2 separate regions of the Mus musculus genome follow, and region 2 is linked to region 1. Evidence: chromatin loops called from intact Hi-C (ENCODE). Cell type or tissue: left cerebral cortex. All regions are shown on one strand. Links, peaks and the distances in the headings refer to the core of each region. The heading gives the core; the rest is flanking DNA. Region 1 overlaps Slc35f3 (solute carrier family 35, member F3). Region 2 overlaps Slc35f3 (solute carrier family 35, member F3).

What was found. Hi-C counts contacts between places; a loop is a spot of excess contacts. Peaks named below come from ENCODE experiments on the same cell type or tissue, not always from the same donor. Only the 100,000 strongest peaks of a DNase experiment are listed, where the experiment ranks them.
Region 2: it touches region 1 in a loop (5-fold over the local background); 2 of 42 quality-filtered maps call a loop at or near these places.

The regions. Positions count from the first base shown.
Region 1 is chr8:126,265,088-126,277,092 of GRCm38, reverse strand. The region is part of intron 2 of Slc35f3 (solute carrier family 35, member F3); the gene reads right to left. Among named protein-coding and RNA genes, the nearest start is that of Gm31165, 21 kb to the left of the region's middle. In left cerebral cortex, for the core only: no CTCF peak of the experiment used is centred there; DNase peaks (open chromatin) are centred at 3,847 and 4,464; H3K27ac peaks cover 900 bases.
Region 2 is chr8:126,320,217-126,332,221 of GRCm38, reverse strand. Slc35f3 (solute carrier family 35, member F3) reads right to left here. Exons shown (of 8, transcript NM_001363500.1): 3 at 10,899-11,223. Among named protein-coding and RNA genes, the nearest start is that of Gm31165, 35 kb to the right of the region's middle. In left cerebral cortex, for the core only: no CTCF peak of the experiment used is centred there; DNase peaks (open chromatin) are centred at 5,281, 5,824 and 9,480; H3K27ac peaks cover 1,202 bases.

The DNA of each region.
Region 1 (12,005 bases), core at 1,336-9,335:
AGGGCTGGGATCTTTGCTGTGGTCTACACTGAACACTGCAGGGAAGCTTTAAAAAACAACAACAACAATAAACAAACAAACCCAACAGGAACACAGCAGCTAGAGGCAGCAGGAATCTGCCATTCATGATGTTAGCCACTGTAGGATTTGCAAGAGGAAAACCATGTGAGTCTTTTCAGAGCCTGTGTGCATTCTTTCATTCATCCCTCCATTGGACAAAAGCTTGGCCTCAGGCGGAAGCAGGCAAGGCTTTTACTTAGGTGCTATCTTCCTGGGTTTCATGCTGTGTCATGCCAAGGAAAACTAGGAGTCACGGGAAGCAGGAAGAAGCAAGAGGCCCCTCTCATGGGGAATTTTAGTTACAGCCACCACCTTGTTATATACATCGTACTGTGCTGCATGTGTGGAGGTCTGAGGACAACTTGTGGGAGTTGGTTCTTTATACCATGTGGGTCCCAGGAGTGAACTCAGGTAGTCAGTTCTATCAGCAAACACCTTTACCCGCTGAGCCAGCTCGCCAGCCACGGCTTGTATTGTTTTAAGCAATGCGGTGAATAGCAATTGGTTCCTGTGCCCCTGGGAAACAGAAACATCCATGCTGTGCATTCTATGAATAAAAGTGGGCTTGATCTCAGTGTTGATGACCCCTCTGACGTCAGGTTTGGTTTCTCACGGTGAGTTTGATGCACCAGCTACTTTACCCCGTCCAGAAAACAAATCAGAGTGTAATCAAAGCTCAGCTTTCTCGGCCAGCCCTGCTGCCAGCCAGCATCCCTGAAGGTCTAGCCCTGAAATGTCCATTCATGGTGGACTCTGAAGGTGACATATATGCATGCTGCCATCTGAGAGGAGTGTCGAAGGGGGCTGAACCCAGCTTCCATAGATACCAACACTCAGGTTTACTAACTGCCCTCTGGCTTGGTGTTTGGAGAAGAGCAGCCAATCTCATGAGATACTGGGTTGTGATATTAAAGACACAGATTGCTAAATGCCCGTGTTCTTGGCACCCAAGACCTTGGTGGCTGCAAAGCATTGTGTCCTCCAGCATGTTAGGACAAAGCAGAGGCCGTAATCCTCACCCAAACACGTCTAACCTTTCAACATTGCAATAGACACTGCCATCTGCCAAGTTCACAGTTGAGAACTGTGCAATCAAATTACACAGAACCTCTCCTCACCATACACACACACACACACACACACACACACACAGACACACACATACACAAGGAGGCAGACACACACATACACCATACACACACACACATTCACACATGCACAGACATACACATATACCATACACACACATACACACAGAGGCAGACATACAATACACCATACATACACACACATACACACACACTCACATACAGCAGACATACACATATACCACACACACACACACACACACACACACACACACACATACTCACACACAGGCAGACACATACATACACCATACACACACACACACACATGGGGGCAGACATACACATATAACACATACACATATACACAAGGGCAGACACATACACCATACACACACACACACTCACACACATACATTAAAGATGGGTAGCCTCCTCTCAGATCAACATATCGTAACACATGTCTTGTCTTCATATAATTCTCAAAACGCCTTCCTTCTGGAGTCCCCAAGGCAGCTGAGAAAACCTCTCTGGTCTAGGCTCTTCTCAGAGGAAAGAAGCCAGTGCTGGAGCCTTGTGCCTCTAGAATGTCCTTTGGGTTCCCTGAAGGGCTGACCCAGTTCACACTATTACCTCTGTTGCAGCATGGTCTGACTACGTCCAGAAACACCTCTCAGGGACTTCTCCAGGCTCTTGAGACTCTTGGCTAAGGTCGACTGGAAAGAAAGGTGGAGTGAGGGGCCCAGTCTCAGGTTTGTTTGTTACAAGATGTGCAGAATCTTCTAAGTGAGCTAACTGAGTTTGCAAATTAAATTTCTTAATTGTACTCTTGGCTTCCCCCAGCAAGGCCACTTGGCTTGCCAAGGTCCTGAGAGGCTGACTGCCCACAGGAGGACTGTGCCAGGGTGACTCAGGAGGAGAGCCATTTTCTCACTGGGCTATATGTGTGTGCGCTGTCTGTGACCATGCCTGAAGGCTGGGTTAGGTGGCTTGGTCCTCTCTTCCATTGTTTCGAGAGTGAAGTGTTTCTCACTCCATATATGTACATGTCTGCCCATGTGTGAGTGAGTGTGTGTATGTGTGTGTGTATGTTATCTGCTTGTGTGTGTGTGTATGGTATCTGCCTCTGTGTGTATGTGTGTGTGTATGTTATCTGCTTGTGTGTGTGTGTGTATGGTATCTGCCTCTGTGTGTGTGTGTCTTCCTGCCTGCCTGCTTCTCTTTGTGTGTGTGTGTGTGTGTGTGTGTGTGTGTGTGTGTGTGTGAGGGAGAGAGAGAGAGAGAGAGAGAGAGAGAGAGAGAATGCACAATGAAAGCAACTTAGGGGAGAAAGGGCTGATTTGGGCTCATGGTTTAAGTGTTGAGTTCATTGTGGCAGGAAGACATGGTGACAGGAGTGGGAGGCAGCTGGTCACATGGCATCCTCCATCAGGAAGCAGAGAGAGATGGATTCTGGTGCTCAGCTCACCCTCTGTTATTTATTCAGTTTGGAACCTCAGTCCACAAAATGGCACCCCCCCCCCACACACACACACATTCAGGTAGGTCTTCCTATCTCTGCTAGCCTAATCTGGAAATGTTCTCACAGGCATGCCCAGAAGTTTGCCTCTTAGGTGATTCTAGATCCTGTGAGGTTGATTGTCATTATTAACACCACAAGCAGCTACAGATCTTGAACCTATGAATTTGAATTTGGGGGAAATTAGGAGCTAGGACAAGGTCAGAGTTGCAGTGTATAGCAGGAGGAGGACACACACACACACACACACACACACACAAAGAAAGAAAGGGGAGGGGGAGAGAGAGGGGGAGGGAGAGAGAGAATGCATTTCTGTGTCTAGAAGCAGTGAATCCTGGGAATTTGTCTTAGGTTGGAGTGGCACGCCATCTCTCAGGCTGCCTCTGTCAGCAGGTAGCATGGCCACCAAGTAGCCTCTAAGAACATAAGGCAAAGCATGTATTGAGGTCAGGGAATCCCTCCTTTGCGCCAGCTACTTACTGGAGGTTATAAGGTGCAGTAGAGCAACTTTGCTTTGGGCATCTTCTCTATTAAGCTCAGGGCCAGGTTCCTCACCCTATTAGCAAGTGGCTGGCTGAGTCTCTCAGGTACCCAGCAGTCCCTCTGTGATGGGGACAGGCCACATGCTTTGTCCTAAGTCTACAACAAAGATTAAATGAATAGTAACTCACATAAGACCCCCAGAATGTACCTAGTGCAAGTGGCTCCTTGGATGACTGTCCTTTAAGGTCTTTCCATCTGCCATGGGGTAGGAAGCTTGGGGAGTGGGACTGGAATAGATCTACAAAGGTTTAATGTGTCCAGCTGGGAACAACATAATTCCCCTTTTTGGTATCCATCCACCCAGGGAAAATTCATCAGCTGTTGAGTCTCAGCTCCCCATGGGATGGGCACAGGGCTGTGTGTCATGTGGTTCAGGATGCCCCTATGACAGGCAAGGCGTTCCTCAGCAGAACATTCATCTAGGGAGCCACAGACAAGAACCCCAGAGACACAGAAAAGTTCCTAGGCAGACAGCAATGTCCCTTGCTGTGATACATCGCATACAAGAGCCCAGGGGCTGTGGCATAGAAGCTGAGGTCACAGTTGGATCACTGTCTATACCAGGCTGTTAGGGCTCTCCGCCAACTCACATTGTTCCAGACCAGAAGGAGTCCCTGGAATGAAGACACACATTTCTGACTTTGCCACTGTAGCTCCCACACTGTGGAGGTTGATTTGCATAAGCTTACCCGAGCTCAGGGTCACACAGATTGCTGGTGACACCTCGTTTTCCAGTGTGTCTGTGAGGGTGTTTCTGGAAAGATCAGCATTTAAAGCTGAACACAGTCCAGTGTGGATGGTGACCATTCAGATTTTAAGGACCCTGGACAGGACAGGTAGAGGAGGGGGAAGTTACTCTAAGTTGTGACACCAATCTTCTCCTGGTTCTGGTGTCTTTGGACTTGGACTAGAAACTACACAGTTAGCTTTCCTGGTTCCCCTGCTAACAGACAGCAGAGGTGGGGAGCTCTTGGCCTCTGTCATCACATAAAGCAGTCCCACCACGCATTCCTCAAAACAGCCTATTGGGCATGTCTCTCTGCAGACCCCTGACTAGTGCGCTCTAAGCTATAGACATGGTAAGGAACTACATGGCTCAGCCTTGCTTGATAGAGGAGGCTTCCCACCCAGGGATCGGTCCTTAGTCTACACCAGTTCTAGCTGAGGAGGACAGTCTGGAACAGACATCTTTCCCACCCTAGCCAGACTGCTGCCAGATGCTCAGATCTGGAGCCCAGAGATGAGGTGCAGAGTCTAGGTCTTTGGTGCCAGCTCTGTGGAGGAGTCTTAGCTCATGCTGTTGGCTGTCTACAGTCCCTGGCCCTGCCTCTTTTCTCCCTGGACTGGTTGCTAAAAATTCCATGAACAGATTCCATGCAAGTCCCAATGTCTTCACAGTACAATTCCATGTACTCAGGGTATCAGATATCAGGTCCTGGATACCACATGTGCTATCCACAAACCCTTCCTCCTGAGCCACAAGGGAGGTGAGAGACATACTTCTCATGTGTGACAAGCCCATTGGCTTAGAGGAGAAGAAAGTTAGTTTCTCAAGTCACTGCAGCATGCAGAGCTAAGAGTCTCAGTCACCTTTCTCTCTAGCTTCAGAGATACCCTGGGGGTGACTTCATGCTTCATGGTTATCTCTTGAGACCCACATGCCTCTTCCTAGACTGGAGTCCCTCCTGCCACTGGGACGGTAGGGTATGGTGAACAGAGCCTTCAGTTTTCTGGCAGATGGTCAGCAGAGTCACAGACACTGAGGTCTTTATGCCAAGACCCATTAATGGTCACTGTTGTAAATAATGGTGACTCTCTGGCAAGCCATCTTGTCCTTCCCAGCTTGGGATGGCTCCTCAGAGAGGTTTGCTGCCGTGTGATGCCAGAGTGGCAAGGTCACGTGGCGGGTGATCTGAACACGGCTCTGCACCTCCTCTTCCTCCTGATCATTATTGATGCCGAAGAAGAACAGCTCTGTGGTCAAGAGGGAACTGCAGCTGCAGGACTCTGGTGGGTGACATAACTGTTCAGCAGGGATCTAGATGCTTCCAGGGACATGAACCTTTGGGGGAGCATCCCAGACCATCATAGACCTTTGGAGGTTGTCTAAAGGTCACACTCTGATCCTAAATTCAGAGAGCATCCCAGCACCATGACATCATACTGCTATGGGGGAGCACAGCAAGACACTTCAGAGGCTCTTGACCTCCAAGAAGCAAAGTCCAGAGAAAGAGCTGGCAAGCAATGATCTAGACCAAGCCTAGCCTCTGTTGGGTCCAATGGACAGAGTCCTATCTATGCCAGATGCTCAGATGAAGAAGAGGCAGACTTGGGCTGGACAGCAGGACAGCCACTTTGGAGAACCGTACGCAGATCATCTTCATCATGCCTCAGCTTTTCCATCTGTGTGACAGTGTCCGTGTGTCCTTCTCAAACTGCAGTGGGCAGGAAGTAACAACTTTTTCATATGCCTGACCTTTTCATATTAAACCTTCTTCTTGCTGGGGTAGGACTTGAGATGGCTTCCCTGTATACTACAAAGGTGGCTATTCTGTAACTGTTTTACGTGTGTCTGTGTGTGCATGTGTGTGTCTGTTGTGTGAATGCATACCAGTATGCAAGCGCATGTGTGCATGCCCATAGACTCAGAGGACAGCCCTAGCTATCATTCTTCAGGCTCTGCCTACCTTGTTTGTTTGTTTGTTTGTTTGTTTGTTTTGAGACAGGGTCTCTCACTGGTTCTGGGACTCACTAAGTAGTTTAGTCTTGCTGGCCAGTGACAACCCTTGTAGGGACTGTCTGCCTCTGCATCCTCAGTGCTGGGATTAGAATGCACGCAGGACACCCAGCTGTGCTTTTGTTTTGCTTTGTTTTGTTTTTTTGTTTTTTTGTTTTTTTTGAGGCAGGGTTTCTCTGCATAGCTCTGACTACCCTGGAACTCACTCTATAGACTAGGCTGGCCTCGATCACAAAGATCTGCCTGCCTCTGCTTCTTGAATGCTGGGATTAAAGGTGTGGGCCACCATTGACCAGCTGCCATATGTACACATATATGTATGTATATGAGTACACATATACACATATGTAAAGTATACTCATATAAATTATATATAATATATAAAATAATATAGAATATATAATATAACATATTTATATGCATAAATTTTATATAGTATATATAAATCATATAAATATAAACATGTTTATAAGTGTATATTTATAAATATATACATGTATGCATATACACACACATATATACAGACATACAGACATATATATGTATATATACTTTTAAATGTGGTCTCTGGTGATCAAACTCAGATCCTCATTATTGCCACGTAAGAACTTTACTGACTGAGCCATCTTTCCAGCTCTTATCTCACTGGGCCTCATGTCCTAAAGGTTCTACAACTCCCCAATGGCACAACACCATCTGGGGATGAATATGTAGGGGTCATTTATACCCAAATCATAACAGCTGATGGGGGGGGATCACAGAGATAAGCTGAGCAGAAACTCACACTCACACTGTGATGGAGAAAGCCTGAGTTTTGCGCTACGACACCACCACTGTGATGCTTGGCACATTGGTTAGGAGCTTGGAAATTTGTGTTTACAGGTGACGTGGTGGATGTGGAACTTTTCATTGTTTTTATTTATCAGGATACTTTTCAGAAATACATCATTACTTTTTATTTATTATTGCAAAACAGAATAGCAGCCCCCCCCCCTTGCCCCCAAGTCATAGCATCTATTTGCTGAGTGCCAGGAAGATATTTTTCTTAGTTTCTCCATGAAGGCTAAAGAGAGCTGCCCTTGAGAAAAGCATCAGTCACACTCCTGTGATGCTTGCTTCTACACAAACCTCCCTATCCAGAGCTTATTCAGACGAGGGGATCATAGTTCATCCTGCCAGCTGTTCAACAGCAACCAAGAAGCCTTGAAATGTAACGTTTCAAAGTATCACTTAAAACCCGTGGGCAGAGAGGCCACCACTGTGGTTACTAAGCTCAGAAAAGCTACAAGGAAGAGCGGGTCCTTTTCAGCTGCTTCTTAGAACAAGGGGAGGAGGCAGAACAGGAAAGACTCCTATAAATGTCTGTGGCGTGCAGATCCTCTGCAGCCCCTACTATGCTTGCATTAGTACACGGTTTTACGAGACATATTTGCTTCTACTCTTGTAATGGGGGGGGGGGGAGGAGAAAGCTGGCATAGCTTCTCAGTAATCACACACCCCCGAAATCCCCACTCCAACCCCCACCCCATTCCCACCCCAACTCCACTCTGCCCCCACCCCTCCCCCTGCCTCCTCCTCCCCTGCCCCAGGGCACTGAGCAGAGAAAAGAAAAAGATTGCTAGAGACTGAGGCAGCAGAGGAGCCCTTAGGAGAAGGTAGTGTGGGTCCATGGCAGGGGAGCATAGAGCAGCTGCTTGCCCATGTCTCAGTGGATCAGGAAGCATGGAGGGGACAGGAAGAAGGGACTATAAACTTCAAGGCCCCTTCCCACTGAGATTCATTTCTAGTAGCTAGGCACCATCTTCCAAAGGTTTCAGCCCAGCATGGATAGCACATGGCTCTGAAGAGCTTGGGTGGCTCTCACTGAATCCAGATGATGGGTTTAATGCCAAGGTCATGTAGAGGCCCAGTGATGTATCTGCTGGGGCATGCCCTCTTCTTCTCTTCTTCTCTTCTTCTTCCTCCTCTTCCTCTTCCTCTTCCTCTTCCTCTTCCTCTTCCTCTTCTTTTCTTCTTCTTCTTCTTCTTCTTCTTCTTCTTCTTCTTCTTCTTCTTCTTCTTCTTCTTCTTCTTCTTCTTCTTCTTCTCTTCTTCTTCTCTTCTTCTTCTTCTTCTTCTTCTTCTTCTTCTTCTTCTTCTTCTTCTTCTTCTTCTCCTTCTCCTTCTCCTTCTCCTTCTCTCCTCCTCCTCCTCCTTCTCTCCTCCTTCTCCTCTTCTTCTTCCTCCTCCTCCTCCTTCTTCTCCCCCCTCCTCCTCCTTCTCCTTATTTCTCCTTCTCCTTCTTCCCCTTCTTTTCCTTCTCCTCCTCCTCCTCCTTCTTTTTAATTGTTTTTTAGAATAGGATCTTGCTATATACCCCAGGCCAACTCTCTGAGTGCTGGATTATAGGTATGTCCCACCATGCCAGGCTGAAAGCATTTCATTTACTTATTTTTGGTAGTGTGGATATTGGATCAGGTCACTGCACATTGGAAGCAGGCACTCTCCCTGAGATACTGTGATGGTTTGTATATCCTTGGACCAGGGAGTGGCACCATCTGAAGGTGTGGCCTTGTTGGAATAGGTGTGACCTGGTTGGAATGGGTGTGTTACTGTGGGTGTGGGTATAAGATCCTCACCCTAGTTGCCTGGAAGTCAATCTTCCACTAGCAGCCTTTGGATGAAGACATAGAACTCTCAGCTCCTCCTGTGCCATGCCTGCCTGGATACTGCCATGCTCCCACCTTGATGATAATGGACTGAACCTCTGAACCTGTAAGCCAGCCCCAATTAAATGTTGTTTTTTATAAGACTTACCTTGGTCATGGTGTCTGTTCACAGCAGTAAAACACTAACCAAAACAGATATATCTCCAGCATGTCAGTAAAGTTTTGATCTTGTAATGATTGGGAGCAGTGGCTCAAACCCAGGGCCTGGAGCACACCAGGCAAAGCCTCTGCCCCTCAGCCTATCTAAGATAACCAGGAGAGCTGTGGGTTTGTTAACGGGTGAACAGATTTGCTAATAGCAAACAACCCCTGTGCACCTAGATTCATGATCCTCTGTACATTGTGCTTTTAATAGATCTGGGTGTGACTGGCTGGACTATCACTTACAACGTGTATGTATGTCTTTCTTTTTTCTTTCACAGTTTGGCTCCATGTTATCAGGGTCAGGCTAGGTCTCTGAGCATCTGGCAAAGAGACCTTGCCCACCTGATACTGTTCAAGCTGCTTCATCATAAGCTCCTGGAGTGAGCATCTGGGCTATCTTGTGGGTTTGGCATCCCAGGTCCCCAGCAATGAGAAGAAAGGAAACTGATGTTTAATAAACCTAATTTTTTAAAAACTACACTTCTTTATTTACGTGTGTGTACACATGGAGGCACACTTAGCAGTTAGAGGACAGCTTTCGGGTGTTCTCTTCTTACAAAGTGTGCGTATAAAGGAACTCAGGTTCCAGGCTCGGCAGTACATGTTTTCACCCACTGGACCATCCCGCCAGCCCCAGGAACACTTACTTAAGATACAAAATGAAGATAGATACTGTTTGCTACTGTTTATTTTGTTTCGGTTTTGAGACAAGTTTTCATTAGAAGCTCAGACTGGCCTTACACTCGTTGTCCTGACTCAGCCTCCACGGAAGCGCTGTGGTTGCAGGTGTTGAGTGCTACTTCTTACTTAGAAGGACGGGAACATTTAGAGAAAGATGTGTCTAGAGAAGACCCTTAATCATAGAATAAGCAGAAAGTCTTTTCTCGGTCAGATAAGGCTGCCACAAGTGAAACAGAGGAAACTGGGAAACCTTGAGTCCACGCTTTGGTGGCCGCTTGCTTATTTCGCCCCCTAGTGGATTTCCTCCGTCATTTAATCCTGGCGATTAGGATTCTGGGAAATAGTCAGGCATCATGCTGTATTCTCTTAACTTTAACCTTGATCAAGACCCATTGTCTTTTCCTAGCCGCCTCTGCACTCTCAGCCCCAACAGTCCTGTTTGGAGCCCTTTACCACCCCCATCAAACCCCACATGTCTGTTTAATTTAATAGGATGATCTCCAGTACCATCTATTTTCTGGGAAACAAGATTTTGATCTTTATGACGTAATAGTATTCCATTATGTATATTATGTGTGTGCGTGCACCTCATTCTTTATCCCTCCTACCATTGATGGGTATCTAGGCTGATTCCATGACTTCAATATGGTAAACGTCACTGTAATAAATGTGAGTATGCAGAAATCTCTGTGGTCCGCCAGCTTTGATGCCTTTGGAGATAGATATAGCCCCAGGAATGACTTGACTGGATCTTGTAATTCTATTCCAGGGTTTTTAGAGCTTTCCTTGGTGACTGGATTAGTTTATATCCCACAAGGAGGTATGGGGGTCTCCTTCCATGCACCCTTTCTAGCAACTGTTGGTTTTGCTTGCTTGACCATCGCAGTTTTGACTGGGGTGAGGTAGTGGGATTGTGTTAGCGCTGTTAGGGAAAAGGGTTGCAAAGTCTTCCCTTCAAGCCACCATGATCCTCAACAGCAGTGTCAGTGTCCTTCTGGTCATTTGTTTGCCTGAAGCTTATTTTCTAGAAGGTTCTTTGGGAAGGCTCATGGAAGCACTTACCCCACCTCTCTCACCACCATGCTTTCCCATGAGGATTATGTGATTTGTGTCTTTTCTATTTTGATGTGAAATCCCTGGGTGATATTTCCTGCATTTGGGTAGATTATAAAGGCCATTCATATTCTTGTTGAACGGTTATCAAATACTTGACAACAGTTGACTTTTATTTCCCTGTCAATCATTCTCCTTTCCTCTACTGGTTGGGAGGACTTGCTGTCTCCTCTAAACTCCTGTAATTTTTATAGGGGAGTGCCACAGAGCTGGGGACTTTGCCATCGTTACTCTCATGGGTGAGCTGACAGTTGCTTTGGTATAGTGTGTTTACATGAGACCACGCCCTGATGGTAGAAGTACAGATACTCTGTCTCATGTTTGAGCAGCATTTGAAGGCAGACATCTGCCCCTTTGAGGTAAATCAGATTCCTCTGAACTCTCAAATATTAAGGTTGGTGAGCAAAGGACTACACAAGAGGGTGGTTTTGCTTGCTAATAAAAGCCAAAAGCCTGGGGTGAGGACTAACTGGGCCTACTGGTGGTATGAAGCTTGTGTGTGGCATGGGTTGGTACCAGGGCTTTCACTGAAGCAAGCATAAGTTGTGTGCTACTGAAGACTTCCCCAGAGCCCTGGGAGAAGGAGCTCTCTTCTGGGACTTCCTCCTCCTTCTCCTCCTTTCTCTGTCTCTGTTTCCCCCTCTCTTCTCCTCCTCTTCCTCCTCCTCCCCCCACCCCCTCTCCAGGTATGGATATAAGAGAGGAAAAAGTCGAAAGCATCTTTTTCAGCAAAGAAGCCAATTATAAGAAAGATGCGATAAGCAGCTTTTACAAAAAGGAATCTTGTAAAAATAATATCTTTCTCTGAAGAGAGAGAGAGAGAGAGAGAGAGAGAGAGAGAGAGAGAGAGAGAGAGTTTTCATTCTGCTTATGCATCTCATTCAAATTCCCTTCATCAGCAATTCATTTTGATAAGCAGATAGTTAGACAGAGGAAGGGGGTGTGGAGGAGAGAGAGGGGAGAAAGGGAAAAGAGAAATGAGGCAAGAGGGGAAGGAGGTGAAGAACAAGATGAAAGGGGAGGGGAGGAGAAAGAGGAGGGGGGGAAAGGGGGCAGGCAACTTCTGCCTTGCTAGAAGAGGCACCTCCACAGCCCACTCAACAGCTCTCACTCCCTCCTGTTCTCAGTGTTTAAGGCAGATCTTTGCTGCCTCCCATCTCAGCTGCTTCTGGGGGAAAGGAAGACTCAGGCTGCCCTCCACCCAACCCCTCCAGTTTATACATAGTCTAGACTACACAGAAGCCATGTTTGCACCAGGGAACTGTATTCTCATCCTCGATTTGCTTTATAGAATGGAACTGGTGATTTAGCCTAACTTGGACTGCCTTGCTAGATGCCTGGAATCTGAGAACATGGAGTCTGTCAACAGCTTTCTGGTTTGGGGGTCTATTCAAAGCTGCCCCCTCCAGTCT
Region 2 (12,005 bases), core at 2,281-10,280, 54 kb before region 1:
GGCAGGAGAGAAGACTGACTTCCAGTCAGCTAGGATGAGGGTATAAAAGCTCATGCCCACAGTGACACACCTACTTCGACAAGGCCACACCTCCTAATAGAGCCACTCCCTGGGCCAAGCACATACAAACCATCACAACTGTGCTTCCATAGCAAATGAAAGCAGCTGATTTCCATTCTGACCTATCCTATGGCAAGCCTATGTTCTTGCTCCTTAATACACAGTGTTCAGAACATGCCCCATGTGTGTTGTTCTGCACTGCCCAGGCACTGTCCCCAGGTTCCTGCCTATGAGGAAAGACTGCTTTTGACCACCTCTTTCTTAGATGTATTTATGGAGAAGACTAGGGCTGTTGGGGAACAAGGGGCCCTGGCACTTTCTCTTTGAACACATTGATGATATTTTTGATAACAGGAACAAACTGGATCAGAGGTTTCTGCAAGTCCCTTTCTGATTGTTCTAAGTCTCTGGGTAGACTCTTTTATGCTAAATTGAGACTTTAAGTTTCAGTTTGCCTATCAGTTGGTTCACCATCTTGACTAAACATAACAGAATGTTGAAAAATTCTTCAACATTAGCAGGTAACGTTGGGCAGGACCTCGGCCTCTCGGTTATGGACTATGAGTCTTTGTATCTTTTATATGCCATACACAGGAATCTTCCTCATTATTTGGTATATGGTGCTGATAAGTCATCAAAACCCATGGGAGTAAGGGTTCCCTCCTCTTGGGACCTAGCTGTGTGTGTGTACATGTAGGTGTGTGGTGTGCTGTGTGTGTATGTACATTTGTGGTGTGTGTGTGTATGTGCGCTTATGGTGTATATATGTGTGTGTATGTGCCCATGTGTGTAAGTATGGTGTGTGTATGTATGTTTGTGACATATATATATATATATATATATATATACATATATATATATATATGTGTGTGTGTGTGTGTGTGTGTGTGTGTGTGTGAGAGAGAGAGAGAGAGAGAGAGAGTGAGAGTGTGTACGTGTGCCTGTGGTGTGTTTTGTTCTGTGACAGACTTCCTCACTGACCTGGACCAACTCAACAGGAAAGCTAGGCTGGCTGGTTAGTGCCCCAGGTACCTGCTGCCTGTCTCTGCCTTCCCAGCACTGGGATTGAGAGTGCCCACAACACTCAGCTTTCTACATGCATGCTGGGGATTTTACTCCCATCCCCCAAAGCTAGTTTTCCTTGCTTCAAACCTGCTAGACTGACCTTGAAAATGTTCAGAGATCTTAATACTTATGCTAAAACATTAATAAGGCTCTACTTTAGCCAGGGATATCTTGGCATACTCCCTGCCTCCAGATGTAACTCCTCTAGTGCAGCATAGCAGTCACATAAACACTTTCATTCTTCCAAGCACACACCTTCACACAGACAGAGGTTCTAGGGCTGACCTGGGGCTGACCTTTTGACAAAACTCAAGCAACTGAGGCAACAGCTCAGTGGACAATACATATAGGATTTGAAAGCACAATGTTAAAAACTGTTGAAGTATAAGCCAATCCCTGTTACCTGTTCAAGGATTAACTGAGATGCTAGAAAACAGATCAGCTGGTTGAGGGAGAGCAGGAGAGACCAGGAGCTGGTTCCTCAGCTCTGATTTGTCCCAGTGAAGCTAAGAAATGCTTCAGGAACTCACAGCCAGAAACTGTCTGGAGTACTTCCCTATGCCATATTGCAGTGTGAACTCAGAGCTGTTTACAGAGAGGTGTGGATGGGGGCAGATGCTGGACGGCACTCAGGGTGCTAAAACAGTAGTGTGATGTTGTATCTGCCTGGGGGTTGACAGGGCATGTGGACCATCTCTCACCTTTTGTTTTGAAGGTTTTCTATTTTTATTTTATGTGTGTAAGTGTCCTTCTTATATTTATGTCTGCATACTAGGTGTGTGGAGTGTCCACAGAGGCCAGAAGAGGGCATTGGATTCCTTGAAACAAGAGTTACAGATAGTTGTTAGCTGACATGAGGGTGCTTGGAACTGGACCCAGGTCTTCTGGAAAATCAGTGTTCTTGACCTCTGAGCCATCTCTCCAGTCCTTCTGTCTTGTTTTTATAAAATAAATCCTTGAACAGTTTAAGCACCACCCTAAAACAGATACCCATGCAGCCACTCTGGGTCACTTCCTTCTTTTCTGACACAGGGAACCCGCTGCACAGCTTTGTTTCCAGACACAGAGCCACTGATCCTCAGTTGGCTATGTGCACATGTGTGTATACATTAATAGGAGTGGCATTTTGCTTCGGTTAAAATGGTCTCTGGATTTGAGAATGCTCCTTTGTAATTTTCATTGTCAACTACAAGGCTACAGAAAGGACCCAGATCACAAATTGCGGTTTCCAAATCGTGTCCAAACCAGTTATGAAAACAAGCAACACCAACACACTGAAGTTTGTGACTTGATTCACCAAACCTTGAAGAGTTCATTTTGTCTCCACTCAGGTACTAGGCCATTGACTGTTTGCTATCTATCCTGGTATAAAGTACTCTGCTTCTGCAGCTGATCTGCTGCTGAGTTGCTCTGGAGCAGGAGGCTGCATTCTCTGGTTTAGCACCTTATGGTGAGAACAGTAGGAGTCGAGGTAAAGAAGTCTTTTGTTCTGCTTCTGCAAGATTTGTGTGGCTCTGGGTTAAAGTCTTGGGGAGGAAAAGGGGAGGGAAGCCTGCCTCTGCCCTTTGTTCCCAGCACTTTCAGAGTGTGTATTCACAGGGTAAAAAGCTCACTATGAGTTTGCACCTAAATTCAGGTTATACATTGAATAAGAGTTTTATCACAGAGAGCGTCTACATGCATATCCACTAGGAGTAATTATCTGGTTAAACATTCATCATTTGTTACTAGCTTACAGGTTCATGGAAAGTTAAAGACCTCTTCTTGAAGTTTTTTATAGATAAACCCAGTCAATATCTATCTCCTGTTTTTGCACCTGTGGTTATGACCTTTGGTTAATGGTTTTTGTAACCTCTTGGAATGCGCCCTAAGTTTTAGAAGTCTTTTGCTATCTCAGAAGCAATTAAGTAGTTCTGTTACAAAGGGGCTCGAATGTCTTTGTCTTCATTGCCATTCTGAAAAGATGGTGACCTTAGCATGCTATATGTTTCTGCAGAATAAATACTGTTTGTTTTGGCATGATATCTGAGTCTGGGGTTTCCTTCAGCAATTTTCAACCCTTACACTCTCGTGGAGTTTGCCTTCCTGAAGGAAATAAATGAGCATTGAGATTTGGTCTATTGCTATCTATTGTAATGCTAAGTGTGTTATCTGGTTATCTCACAGACAGAGTCCACATGTAGCATGCTAAGTGACCCTGCCCCCAAGTTATTTCTGATTGGTAAATAAAGATGCCAACAGCCAATAGCTAGGCAGAAGGGACATAGGTAGGGTGGGTTGGAGAGGAACCATGAAGAGGAAGAAGGTGAGGAGAGGGGGAAGGAGACGCCTCCATGGGTTGGGAGTCAAGAGAACATGGCCCTGAGGTTTGCTCGATTGGAGTTAAGAGCAGCACAGTTAAAACACAGTAAGTAATAGCTCGGGGTTATCAATAAGAAGTAGATTCTAACAGCATAGAGGGTCGGTAGCTGACTAGCTTTTGTACTGTTTAAGGCTTATTATAAATATAAAGGTTGTGTGTGTCTTTCATCTGGGAACTTAAATAGCTAAGGTGGGGTAGAAACCTCAGGCCTGGCTTTAAGTAATTTCTACAACAAAAGAGTAAGGGAAGCACTCTCTCACTCCCTCACTTGGCGCCTAGTGCTACAGAGAAAGATGGAGCCAGGAGGAGGTGGGAGCTCCCCTCAGGTGTGTGCTCCCCTCAGACTGGGAGCTTGCAGATCCTCCTGGTATGGAGTGCCTTGCTCCTCTGTTTCTAGGAGCAGTTGATAATGAACTGCTTTTGGGAATGATGGACTGTGTGGGCCTGGGGCTCAGAGTGAGCAAGGGGAGGGGAGGGAAGCCATCGCTCAGCATGGGTACAGCACAGGACACAGGAGGTGAAGGGCAGTGCTGACTCCTGCTGTCCTGCTACACCTTAGTATTCACCACAGTGCCTGGAAACCCTGCTCTGAGACTACCTGGGAAGAACACTTATCTTCACCACGCTGCAGCTCAGCATCAGCAAACCCGGATATAGAAATGATTTTCACCAACACAAGGGATTTTTTTTTTTCCTTCTGAGTCTGAAAAGGAAGCTGAGCATTCCAACATTCCCAGCAGGAGCCCTGGCTCTAGGTTTACATCCCTCTCATTTGCTGTCATTCAGGAATTGAGCACACGCCCCTCCCCCACCAGAGAGACACCGGACACTCATCCCACCTCCAGTGTGAAACTCCAGCATATGCAGCTAATGGTTACATAAGTGGCTCCAGGAATCCTCCTTCCAACAATGGCTCCGATGCTATCAGTCTTCTTCTCAAAACCTTGAAGTTCCTGTTCTGAAGACTTAAGCCCTGGGGCAGGGTGTGAGGTGGGGGTGGGGGTGGGGGAGTGTGCTGGGGAGATGGCTCAGTGGTTAAGAGCACTGACTGCTCTTCCAGAGGTCCTGAGTTCAATTCCCAACAATCACATGGTGGCTCACAACCACCTGTAATGGGATTTGATGTGCTCTTCTGGTGTGTCTGAAGACAGCAACAGTGTGTTTGTATATATAAAACAAATAAGTAAGTGCTTAAGCATGGGGACCTACAAGAACCCACAAGAATGATAGTAGAGACAGACAGATTCCCTGGGGCTTCTGGATAGCAGCCTAACCTAATCAATGAGTCCCAGGCCCATGAAGAACTCCATCCCAAAGCGCAAAGGCAAAGTTGATGCATCTGAGGCCTGAGGCCTGAGGTTGACCTCTAGCCTCCACACATGTGTCCACATGCACCCTCACACACACAGACACGCTCATGCATACATGCAAAGGACAGAGCCCCAGTCTGCCCTTGCTCTAAGACCCACTCTGCCTGTCCTAGCAGCCACAATACAAGCCCTTGTCTGCCTCAGGTGACATCTGCCCCCACCCCCCTCATGCTCCATTCTGGTTCTCTGTGGGCTTTGTTCCCCCTCTATGAGGTCTTTAGAGGGAGGGAAACATCTGTTTCATCCACATCTGCCCACATGTCCCGGAGAGGCAGACATTAAGGAGGTGTTTGCTGAGCTAACCTGGCCTGCAGCCCGCCTCCATCACACTCTCCAGGAGTGGTTTTAAAACCTGCAACCTGGTTGTCACTGCGGTAGCTCTGGGAGTCACGCCAGCTCTGAACCTCTTCTGCACAGAGCAGGGGCTCCCTGGGATCTGCTCTCACCCACACACCTCTGCTTCCCAGGATCCGGGCTCTCCATCTGTTTACAACGTTCCATACCTCCCTCAGCATCCAGAAACCATCTGTCCAGCCTCACTGCCTCTTGGCTTCTCCCCTGTGCGCCGGGCCATGCACCCCTGAGCCTCTTCTTCCTGCTCCCCACCCCCATGCACCTCCTCTCTTGCTCCCTCCATAGACTTTGAGCTCTGAGAAGAGAGTCTCTCTGATCACAGCTTCTCAGTGTCTCTCCTTGATACACAAGAACCATTTCCAGACTGGACCACCTAATATCTAGTTGCAGACCGGAAATTTGCCTCTGCAAGTTTGACAACACTCCTACAACAATCTGTGTAGGGAGGTGAATCTCAGCCCTTGCAGGTTGAAGACACAGGATCTGAGATGGCCCTTGTCTCTGAGTGCTGTTCTATGCCCGAGGAAGACAAACAGTCAGCATTTGGAAATCCAGGACTACAAAAGCTAAGGGGAGCTGCTACCACCTCTCTATCTCTTCCCTCTTTCCCCATAAGGAGGCCTTGGCTGTGTTTGCTTTTGAAAGCAGGTCACTATGGCTAGGAGTTTCTGGAACACCCCCTGACAGGGCTGCAAAGGCTCCATCTGTTCCATTTTGGATTCTGCTGATACTCCTGGGTCTGAGATACCATCTTCCTGTTCCAGGGTCAGAGGGGCTGGTAGGGCATCTCCTCACATTCCCCTCAGCAATGTCTCAGCCTTCCATCCCACAGTGGCACCTACCCAGGGCACAGCTGCCTGGGATTGTGGTCACCAGCACCTTTCAGTTGCCCATTGACTGAAGACTTGTAGTGGGTTTGGTCTAATGCTGCTTATATTATGGTAATTTGGGACCCCAAAACTGTTTGCATGTCTGCATGTTTTACAACATTGAGAGACCCTGCCCCCAGTTGGCTCTGATTGGCAAATTAAGATGCCCACAGCCAACGGCTGGGCAGGGCAGACAGAGCCAGGACTTTTAGGATTCCTGGGCTGGGGACAGAGAGAAAGGAGAGGACAAAGATCCGCCATGCTGGGAGGAGAGGAGAGCCACCATTTAGGACAGAGAGTGGTCCTGAAGAGGGCTGCCTGACCAGGTTCAGGGCAGCAATGATGATATATAGAATTTAATAAGTAATAACTCAGGGATATTGGAGAGAGGTGGATTAGCCAGGTGGAGGTTAGGAAGTGGCCCAATCATTGAGCTATTTTAGGCACGTCAAAATATAAAGTCTCCTGCCCCTGTGTGTGTGTGTGTTTCATTTAGGAACCCAGAACACTGGGGGCATGGGTAGCAAGAAACACTGCCAGTGCCAGGATCAATCTGAGTATTTAATTGGGTATGGCTACAAAGTCTTCCCTGAGTTCTGGCCATGCTGCTTCCTCCATGCAGCCTGTGACTATCTGTTGGGACATCCCAGCTGTCAGTGAGAAGCAGAGAACCCTCAGCTGGAGCACATGTCACCTGGGGATAGAGAGGGTTCACTGGGAAACCCAAGGCAAGAGCAGAAATCCCAAGTCAGTGGGGCTGAGACTTGCCCACTTCTATTTCCTGATGCCTATCGCTGAGTGTGAGATACCTGGCCAATGCTCTAGCATAATAATGTCTGAAACCTCTAGGGCTGGGAACTCATTTCTCCAAAATGAACACCCTCATGGTGCTATGGTGTCCTGCTCTCCCATAGTACACAAGGCACAGGCTACCTCATTTGCTGGAGCCCTCAGTAGAATCTCTTTCCTTAAGTCCATGCACTGAGCTGCAGACAGCAGGGCTCTGGCATGTGTAAGCATCCGTTTATTAACAGCCAAGCTCTGAGAGTGTAACACATCCAGGGAGCCTTCCCTTGCACGTGGAGCAGAATCAGAGCTCAGATATTGAAGTACTCATCTGTTCCATGTGGCCAAGTAACTCCTGAACCCTCTATTTAAGTCAGGCCCAGTAGCATTTACATGGGGGTATACATGAGTCTGAGTGTGTATATGGAAACCAGAGGTAAACACTGGGGTGTCTTCCTCTGTCTTATAATTTCACATGCTCAGGCATGGTCTCTCACTGAGGCCCGTGCTTGCCAACTTGCTCTAGGGATTCCCCATGTCTGCCTCTAGAATACTGGGGTTGCATGTGGGTTTCCATAGCTACCTTGCTTTTACATGGGCCCAGTTACCGGCTGAGCCACCTCCCAGCCCTGGATCAGGAGCATTTTAGAAAGCTGGAAGCTGAGACTAGGCAACCCCAGGGCTTTGACACTCACCATGCAGCCACAGGCTAGCAGCAGATGGCTTCCTAAACACGGCTTAGGACAGCAACTTTCAGTCCACCCAGACCCACTGTCACAAGGACCCAGTGACTTAGCTCTCTGCTCAACGCTAGGTGCTACATACCTGCTTCTCTTTAGTGGCTCCCCATCCCCCCAGCTTTTGCTCAGGAGTGAGCAGTTTTGTGTTCCCTGGAATCCCCAGAGGAGCTGCTTCACTATCCAGCTTTTTTCTCGAGGCCACAGGTCTCTGCTTGGCTACTGTTCCCTTGGTTCTCTGCTAATGCTCTCTGCCAAGACACCCATCTCGGTGTCAGCTAAAGCTTCCTCTAGCATCAATTTTGATTAAAGCACAAAGATGAAAGATGTGACTTTAGTTCTTTTCCACTTTGTGCATCCTAGACTGTTTAAAATCCTCCCCCATCTGTGCGTGACAGCGGTGACTTCCTCAGACTCTTCTGGCTATGGAGGGAGAGCCCTTCTTCACCCCTGCAGTGCGTTCATGCTTCTCTGGATGCCTTGAGCATCTCCATCTAGCCACAGAACTTCTACAACCCATGCTAAGAAAAGACCACATTTAGAAGTAGGGATAATCTTCAAACTAGAAATTGGGCAAGGCATAAATTGGCTTTGTCTTCCAGTCTCCCCCTCTTCCCCATTGTTCTCAGACAACTTGGCAGTGAGCTGAATTCTTTTTTTTTTAAATAACTTTTAAGTTATATATATATATATATATATATATATGTTTGTATCTATGTGTGTGTGTTTGTGTGCACATGTGTGTGCTGGTACCCACAGAGGTCAAAAGAGGACTCTCTGCATTCACTGGATCTGAAGTTACAGGCAGTTGTGAGCTGCCCAGAGCAGGGGCTGGGAACCAAACTCCAGTCCTCTGTAAGAGCAGCAAGCACCTTTAGCCACTTACCCACTGTGGTGGTTTGCATATGATTGGCCCAGGGAGTGGCACTATTAGGGGGTATGGCCTTGTTGGAGTAGGCCTGTCACTGTGACCCTACCCCTAGCTGCCTGGAAGGCAGTATTCTGCTAGCAGCCTTCAAATGAAGGCATAGAACTCTCAGCTCCTCCTGCACCATGCCTGCCTGGATGCTGCCATGCTCCCACCTGATGATAATGGACTGAACCTCTGAACCTGTAAGCCAGTCCCAATTAAATGTTGTCCTTTATAAGACTTGCTTTGGTCATGGTGTCTGTTCACAGCAGTAAAACCCTAACAAAGACACCCATGTCTCCATTTTCTTTATTGTGTGTGAAGGCCGCATAGGGTGAGGTGGGGCTTGTGCGTGCATATCATGCCATACAGGTGGAGATCAGAGGACAACTCCTAGGGGGTCAGTGCCTCTCTCCACCACATGAGTCCTGGAAATAGAACTCTGGTTGTCAGGCTTAGGGCAAATAAATGCCTTTGCCTGCTGAGCCATCTCTCCAGCCCTTCTAGACCTTCCCTGGATGTTTGTACAGGAAGCCAGTAGACTGGAACCCAGGCATTGGTGCTTTTCTCTATATGACTAATCTTTCCATGTAGTCTTTCATCTTGCTTACTCTGACCTTGCCACCACCTTAAGTTGGACACCACGTGTGTGTTTTTCAGCCCAACAGTTTAAGGTGTGCTAGGCTGTCCCTGTCAGCAGTCATCCTTGTCCCCAGGTGGACTGTCCCCACTGCCTGTGTTTAGGACAGTGCTGTGCTACCTTTGAGGCTCAGGGACTCTCTGTGTGTGTGCATGGTTGATGGGAACCGGAGGGAACATTTGTCTTGTCTCCTAATTACAGGCTGATACACTCAGGACCACTTAACTATCAAATGCATCCTTTCCTGGGTGTCTGCTTTTCTCCATGACTCAGGACATTATTTCCTTCTTGCCTGTGGGGATTTCTTGGGCCCCACTCACAGTTCCTAAATCTATTTGCTTCCTGTCTTGGCTGCTGTTCAGAAGTACTTGCTGCATTAAGTATCTCCCCAGCCATTTCTGGCTGGCTCAGGAGCTGTTGCCTTAAGTCAGCATGGAAGAAGACTCTATGGCCTCTGGGTTCTTGTCCCTACAGGAGGCTGGCCATGGAGCTCTGTGCAAATACCATCAGATCCCCCTCCTCTCAAATTTGTGTCCTGTGTTACAGGTAGATTTTTAAAGGATCCCAGCTCTAACTGTGTGAGGACACAAAGGCATATTCCTCAGATAAAATCTGGTTCCTGTAAGGCTGCCATCATTGTCCAACTTCTTTTCTCCCTGGTCCCAGTGATGTTCTTTATCTGTGGCAACTTCAGACAGTAGGCTGTGCTATCCCATGGGCTGGTGGTCCTGGGTGCTGTAAGAAAGCAAGCTGAGCAAGCCATGAAGAGCAAGCCAGTAAGCAGCACCCTCCATGGCCTCTGCAACAGCTCCTGCCTCCAGGTTCCTGCCTTGAGCTTCTGCCCGGATTTTAGCAAGAACGGAGTGTGCTAAAGACACTTAAGACAAATACATTGTTTCCTTTCTCTCGCTAGGTTGTTTTCGGTCAGTGTTTTATCACAGCAACAGAGGCACCACCTAGGACAACAACCTTAAGGGGGATGTGTAATGGATGGGTGGGTATGGTTGGAGGAAGGTGGTGAGAACGCAAAGGAATAGCTATGACGTGTAGCTTTTGTTCAACCTCAGGGACTGATGACAAGCAGTTTTCTGTGGTCAATGGTGTCATCCCAGCCAACAGTCTTTCTTGGGTGTTTCAGGCAAGACAGATTAACTCGGTCCTTGGACACAGCCTATGTTGGACACAGAGCAACTAAGGACGTGATATTATGAAACCCTGTGGGTCACACCAGTGGCTCTCGGGAAGGTCTCAGGGAAGGTGCTGCACGGTGAGGTTTGGGTCATCATTTCGTGGGAGATGATATGATTCATTAAGTATGCACCCTGCCTTGTTGTCATTCTGTCATTCACACAAGGGAGGACACCGTGAACACCTGGTTCCCAGCACTTCTGCCCTTGACCTCAGCATGACTCCACTCCCCTTGCCAGAGTGAGGGTTCTGCTTCCATTTCTATGCCTCTGAGACCTACAGTGGCCATTTCTAGAAGATGTTGCCTGTTCCCTATTGCATAGAAATGGGCTGCTGTGGGGAGGGGTGGAGGTGAAGACTGGAGGCTTTATCATCAAAGGCAGAGAGAATTCTGACCTTGACTTCAGGACAGAGCAGGTGCATTTTTGTGCATATTGTGGTGTCTCACCCTTGATCCCTCCCACAGCCCACCAGCGCTGACCTCCAGGGTCAACTCAGCTGCCTGGCACTTGGGGAACGGCCCCCAGGTGAGTGATCGGCGGTCTAGGAGTCCCTACCTGTATCTCTGTTTCATAGACTGCTTCTCTGTGGATTTGCACACATGTCCTGCGTAGTACAATGGGAAGAACAGAAAGTTCCAGTTGGTGGCAAACCACGTCAGGGTGAACGGTGCGTCGAAGGTCTTGAAAGTCAGCCTGGCGAGCTGCGTGGAGCCGGCCCAGGAGGCGCACACGCAGAACACGACAGCCACACCCCAGAAGACCTTCTTGAGCCGCTCCTGAGAACATGTCCAGTTGTGCCGGCTTGTCCTCCCACCAGCCTCTGTCCCAGCTGGCGCCTGGGCCTCTGCAGGGCCCGGGGGCTCCCGGGGGCGCTCCTCCCCTGAAGAAGAGAAGGGGTGTTAGCTGGGTCTTCCACAGTTGGATCCCTGGCAACCATTCGGGGGCAGGCAGGTGGGATGCTGGGTAATGCTCTGGACTACAGCTGGAAGATGTGTGCTAGGTTTCCTAACCGAAGGCCACTGGACCACAAGGAGTGATTCTCCAGGTCAGGCTCTGTCTGTATCCTTTAACACTGCCCTGGGGAACTTTATGAATGGCAAACTTTTGGGCTCCAGATTCAGATCCTTGGACTGCACCTGATCCGCATGGAGAGTTTGAGGAACATATTTCCATAACAGATGGAGAAGCAGAAACAACAGGTCTCATATGTCCCAGGATGCCACCAAACTTGCTATGAAGTTGAAGATGACCTTGAACTTCTGATGTCTCTACTTGTTCCTCCCTGGGTCTAGGATGACAGCTGTGTGCCACCACATCCAGTTTATGAAATAGCAGGGGTAGAACCCAGGGCTTCACGCATGCTAGGCAAGTGCTCACTAACTGAGCTACATCCCCAGCCTGACATATTTATTTGTGGTGTCAGGAATGCAAACCCAAGGCCTTGTAATGCTAGGCAAGTTCCTAATCCTTAGCCATAACCCCAGCACTTGCCACCACTTTGAATGTTGAAGCAGCCTCTCACTAACTTATCCAGGCTGGCCATGGATTTACCATAGCTCAGGCTGGTCTTGACCTCAAGATCCTCCTGCCTCAGCTTTCTCAGTATTAGGATAACATGTGCCAACCACCAGGTCTGGCTTTTCACTTCACCTTTGTCAGCTC